2 separate regions of the Homo sapiens genome follow, and region 2 is linked to region 1. The links are chromatin contacts, found by Hi-C or POLR2A ChIA-PET in ENCODE. All regions are on one chromosome and are shown on one strand. The core of a region is the stretch at or near the end of the contact, and the rest is flanking DNA. Distances in the headings are between cores, read along the strand shown.

What was found. Hi-C counts contacts between places; a loop is a spot of excess contacts on that map. ChIA-PET counts read pairs that join two places held with the same protein, here RNA polymerase II (POLR2A).
Region 2: a map of right cardiac atrium shows a loop between it and region 1 (4-fold over the local background). The contact joins two enhancer-like sites. A Hi-C loop is called at or near these places in 1 of 168 maps with a recorded cell type or tissue (right cardiac atrium). POLR2A ChIA-PET finds 5 or more read pairs at or near these places in 3 of 52 experiments (HEK293, WTC11 and activated T-cell).

The regions. Positions count from the first base shown.
Region 1 is chr11:110,945,894-110,948,730 of GRCh38, forward strand. No RefSeq gene overlaps it. Among named protein-coding and RNA genes, the nearest start is that of LINC02550, 150 kb to the right of the region's middle. Within about 2 kb of position 1,428, at least 2 of the 41 ENCODE cell types and tissues checked have a DNase peak (open chromatin) inside an H3K27ac peak, as active enhancers do.
Region 2 is chr11:111,003,664-111,006,500 of GRCh38, forward strand. All of the region lies in intron 2 of LOC105369489 (a long non-coding RNA gene), which reads right to left. Among named protein-coding and RNA genes, the nearest start is that of LINC02550, 92 kb to the right of the region's middle. Within about 2 kb of position 1,473, at least 3 of the 41 ENCODE cell types and tissues checked have a DNase peak (open chromatin) inside an H3K27ac peak, as active enhancers do.

The sequences.
Region 1 (2,837 bases), core at 178-2,677:
TGATGGACTCACCTCTATGGACTGAGTAATAGATGCCCCCACTTTTCTTAGGTGACATGCTTATATTTAATAAAGCTCTGTTCCCTGGAGACCAAAAATCCGTGCAGAATGGATGTAGCAGTTAGTGAGAATTCCAGGTGGCAGGTTGGGGTGGAGGAAGAAAAGAGAGAATCTAGGACAAAGGGACCTATAAACTTACCTCATTAGTGGGTGTTCACTGAATGCTCCCTTTCCCTCCCTCCCTGTCTCTCCCCATCTCTCTTCACTTGGAACATCACCCCCAGCCAGCAGCACTTTCTCAAGCTTTTTGTTCGGTCCCTGTCAACCCAGGGTCCCAGGAGGCAGAGGGAGAGGGAATACAGATGAGTTTATAATCAAGAGAAAGCTCTGCAACTATCCAAACCTCTACAGCAGTGACTTGGAAACAAACAAGATAATGTATAAAAGACAAGTGTGTTCACAGGAGGGTGGTGGCCTGTAAATGGAAGTGATTTGCCTGATAATACCAATGAGCTGGCACTTATTAAGCACCTACTGTGTGCCAGGAACTTCACAGTTTACATAATCCTGGAAGTGACTATGAGGTGAGAGCTACTGACGTACCCACTCTATGGATGAAAAAACGGAGGCCCAGAGAGGTTAAGTAGTTTTTAACCAGCACGTAAGTGCCATGTGACCTAGGATACATCACTATCTGAAATTGCATCTGGCTATCCACTCCCCTCCTGCTCACATTATTTTGTTTTTACTCATAATATCTCCATTTGAAATTATCTTGTTGAATGTTTGCTCTATCAGTTCCGCTCCTCTCTTCCCTTCCCACTCCAGGACAAAATGTACACTCAGTGATGGCAGGGACCTTGTCTGTCTTCTTAAGTGATGTGCATCCCCAATCCATGCACACACAATAGGCCCTCAGGAAAGATTTCAATGAAAGATATGATGGAGTTGGGATCTGAAAACAAATCTATGTTGATCTGAAAACAAATCTATGTTGCTCCAAGGTTTTTAGCCACTAGCCTATTTCACCTTCCTCGACTCTAGTTAGCTAATCTGCAACATGGAGATAAAGGCACCCAGCTTCCATGGGAGTGGGAATGTTCATAAATGCCCTCACACTTTGCCTGGCACATGGAAGTGACTCTAAATGGTCTATTTAGTAATATTGTTATTGTCCCTTCTTTCTTGAAAACATCCTGTTTAGCATTAAAGACTTTCCTATGCAAAGCAGAACTAGCACCGACTGAGTTCATCTTAAACAGGCTGTTCTGAAAGGAATTTTCATAAGAAATGAAAACATTTGGCTTCTATCAAACTCTGGGAACACCCAGAATTCTATGAACCTGGGCCTGGGCCTGGGTCTTGGCTTAGGGACCTGCCTGTTCTCAGTCGTCACACAGTGTGAATGCCCTAATGGGCCCCAGGGGACAGCTGCAGCCAAGAGGCCTCATTTCTCACACACCAATCTTCTCAATGACCAGATACAATGGCTTTGCCTGGCCCTTCCCCAGCCTGCCCTTCCCTAGCCCAGGAGCACCTTCGTCCCCAATACCCAGACTCTGCAATCACATTCCAAAGTTTTCAGGATTAAGAGTCCTGTTGTCTAAGTCTGTGTCTTCAAGTTACCAACTCAACCCATTTGAAAGAAAAGGCATTTTCTTTACCAATATCTTTTCCTTGCCCTATCCTCCACTGACTTTTTAACTACATTTTCCAGCTTGGGGGTAGATTATCTTTGCCAATTTTGGCTTTGAAAGAGTTAGCTCTCTGGAAATTGGACCCTCCAGGAGGTATTTTAACTCTTTCAAGCCACAGGAGACCTTTCAGTGTTTAGTAGCTGTCCTGCTCATCTAGATAAAGCCAGACCACCCAGGCCAAAGCTAACGCTTGACTCTTCCTCCAGCCAGGAAGTCTCTAAGAAGAGAGTGGGGAAGGGGTGCTCAGGGGAGGGGGCATAAAAGTTTGCATAAACTCATTATGAATTTTGGGAGCTAAGACACCAGTGTTTAGGCCATAGATTCTCAGTCCATAATTCCTTTGATCAAGGAGCACCCTCTCGCTGAGAGGTCAATTTGAGAATAACCAAACAAACAAAAAGGCAATATAAGTGTGGGTGCCACAAATCCCTAGACATCAGAGGACAGGGATGTCAGTGTGGATTGGAATAACTGAGGAAGACTGCATGCAAGTGATGGATCTTAGAAGAAGCATTGGAGACCAAATGAACATCAGGTAGATAAAGAACGGAGAGGACAGTCCAGATAGGAGGATCAGCATAAGCAAAGGCCGCAGAATGGAAGTGTAGGGGTGGAGGTGGAGGTGGAAAACAGAGTACGTAATTGGGGAGGGTGGAGAGACTTGGCAAAAGCCAAAGTTTCTTGCAGAATAGTGGTGAGAAATAGGGCTGGAGAAGGACACAGCTGTTCAGCATATGACTCAATAACATTTACTTAACCTAGTTCCTTGCCCCTTGAATGAGAGATGGAATGTTCTTCATCTTGAAATAGCAATTTGGGTCACAAGTGAGGGATTTTGAAACCATACCTAGGTTCAAGGAAGGAAACAGATAGTCCTTTGCTAGGCATTCTTTTGCTTGCCCTTTAAATATTGGTGTCTCTCAGAAGTCAATCCTTCCTTGACTTCTCTTTCTGAACATCCTGTCAAGGTAATTACATCTACTGCCATGCCCTTAAACTGCCACCCATATGCTACATCTGCCAAGTCTACGTCTTTGCCCCTAGTCTTTCTCTTGGGCTCTAGACCAAGAGACTTTTGGAAGTGTTTTCTAATCACTTCAGTATCTCTGTATTAGTCCATTTTCATGCTGCTAATAAAGA
Region 2 (2,837 bases), core at 223-2,722, 58 kb after region 1:
GATTCTCAAGTGGCATGGAAGATGTGAGTGTCAGTAAAGCTGTGGGCAGGGGAACTATAGTGAGAAAACATGCCAGAATCACCTGCATAACTTTTTCAAACTACAAGTCTGCTCACAGCCTGGTGCCTGATTCAGGGAGTTCTGGTCTGGTATGTCACTGAGCAACAACCTCTGGAATAAGGATGCTGTGCATGCCTAAAGAAAGCATAGGTTCTTCTCTCTGCTTATCCCAGGGTGGAGGGGCCTCCTGTTGGCAAGAAGTGCCCTGGACATAACAGGACTGCCTTCCCAATGGGGGTATCATGTATTGCTCAGGAAGGCACAGAGCCAGTAGCCTCAATGAAGGGCAAGCCCCTCTTTGTGCAGACCCCACTGGTTATGACTCTGAGGCTCACAGAAAGTTCCACTCACTGAAACCCCACCAGAAACAATCAGTCCCAATATAGTGTGAAAGAAGAGCTTCACTTAAAAACCATCATTAAAACTTTCACTCCCACTATCACTATGTTGTTAGCACCCTCAATTAAAGCAGAGATTTCCCTCCTGGAAATCACTATGAGTCTGTTACAATCACTAGGTCCCTGATACAATGAAAATATTTTCCTTGAAAGAGGCAACATTCATCCAGAATTACCATTGGACCTATATTTCATATGAGGGATATTGCTTATAACCTCTCATTGAGTACTATGCATCCGTTATAATAATTCTTGAAAACCACTATAGGATGTTGATATTCTTATTCCTTTCTGCAGATAAGGAAACCTAGGTTCCATTAAGGTTCAGAAACTTGCCTCCAAGATGTCATAGAGCTATTAGGTGTAAGACCCATCACTCCTGTACACCAGTGTGGATTATCTCAGGCAAGCCATCATTACCTACTAGGGAGGAAGGAATGGTCATAAGAGAGATGGGGACAGCTCCAGCATTCTGTATATGGGGGTCTTCGGGATGACAATCTGGTTGGGGCAACATGGAGGTGGTTTTTTTTTTTCTTTCCAGAAAATTCTCTTGGAAGCTATGGTTACATTGCAAACTCATATTTTAAAAAAACTCAGTTGGAGTGACTTGAAGAGGAGATTGATGGAACTTGTAGGGGAGTCTAAGATCACCAACCACCCCTGAGTAATGACCTTAAGCCACCATTAGGTTTATCCAATAGCATTTGTTTAAGCAGTTTCCATGTGCCAGGCTCTATGCTGGAAACACACAGTTGGCCCTTTGCTTAAGTCACTCAAGAAAACCAGGGGGAAAGAAGTAGCACTGACAAAATTATGTCATCATTTGAAAGGTGGCAATTCAGAAATATCCAAGATTCACAGTAAGAGTAAATCCTATGGCTTTCCTTTTTATGGTTCTAATCTAAATGATCATTATCATCTCTCAGGACTAGAGATTTTATTTTTCTCACAGAGTATGTGGTCTCCAGGCACACAGCTTGCATAAATCCTGAACACATTCCTCAAGGCTTTATGATGTGTGTGTGTGTGTGTGTGTGTGTGTGTGTGTGTGTGTGTGTGTGTGTGAAAGAGAACAGAGAGAGAGAATGTTACAGGGAGGATGCATGACTCCCTGCTGTGATCTGACAACATTCAGGAAATTTAGAGTTAACATTCTTACAGTCAGCAGTCGCATAGGAGACTGGGCCTCAATCTCTGCATTCCTGGGCTGTCGTCGGCTTCACGATTTCAATGTGCCTCAGTGTCTGTTTTGTATTTAACTCTGCCCCACATATAACACCACAAGACCTGTCCGTGGTTTTGCTGTTAGAGAATGGTTAATATCTAAAGAGGGTGGGTGCCCTCACCAAGCACCCCCAGGGGAGATCTCAAGCTAGAAAGATAATGATCACTTTCATGGAGAAAACCACACAGGCACAAACACCAGAAACTGATATTTAAACCCCGAACTCATAAGGGACCCCACGTTTTCCCATTAGCTGGCTTTGTCTGTTTCTCCTCATCAGCAAACATATGCTCTCCATGGAACCAGCCCAGCCCATCTGAACCAGTTACTATTTCTGTAAGAAGTAGGAGGGGGAGGAGAAAGGGAGAAGAAATTTTACATTACCATTCTCATGCGGTGCTATAAATATTTGCCACAGAAAGCCATGAGGTCTCATTTGCATGAATGATACCACAAAAGCCAACTGTGCCTCTGTGAACTAAGGCCTCTCTCACTCTGTCCTGAGTGCACTGCTTAAATATTGGGGTGGGCTCTTTGATTAGAGAGATCTTAGTTTGACTCCCAGCTCTGCAACATAACATTGTATGACCTTGAGAAACGTAATTGACTTCCATTTCCCAATTTCAACTATCCCATTCTCTCACTACCGTCTTCTACCTGCCAATTCCCTGCCACCACCAGTAGTTCAACAACACTTTGACTCCTACCAAGATCTTGTTTTATTGATCTATACAAGTGTTTCACCATCCCTTACCTCTTGCATGGCCTCCTTTTATTCATTATTCATTTAAAAACGCCACGGCCATTCAGTAATTCTTGAGTGTATTTTTAATTTCCTTGTCCCTCTCCTTTGGCATATTTGCTTGGCTAAATGAGAAACCTAGTTACATCCACCTCTTTGCCTCTTCCTCACCTGAGCCTGTAGCGTTGGACATGTTTGGAGAAAAACACATAATCTTACTGACTAGTCTCATTAAGTTTATGACTACCATCTTCAGCTGTGCCTTCTGCTGCCTGGCAACCACTCTGCCTCCCTAGCCAGTTCACTGTCTCATTTTCCTAGCTGAGGATCTCATACGTCCTCTGTTCTCTTAAACCCCCTACCCCCACTCTCCCTCTCAATTACTGGCTTTGCTTCCTGCTTTCCCGAG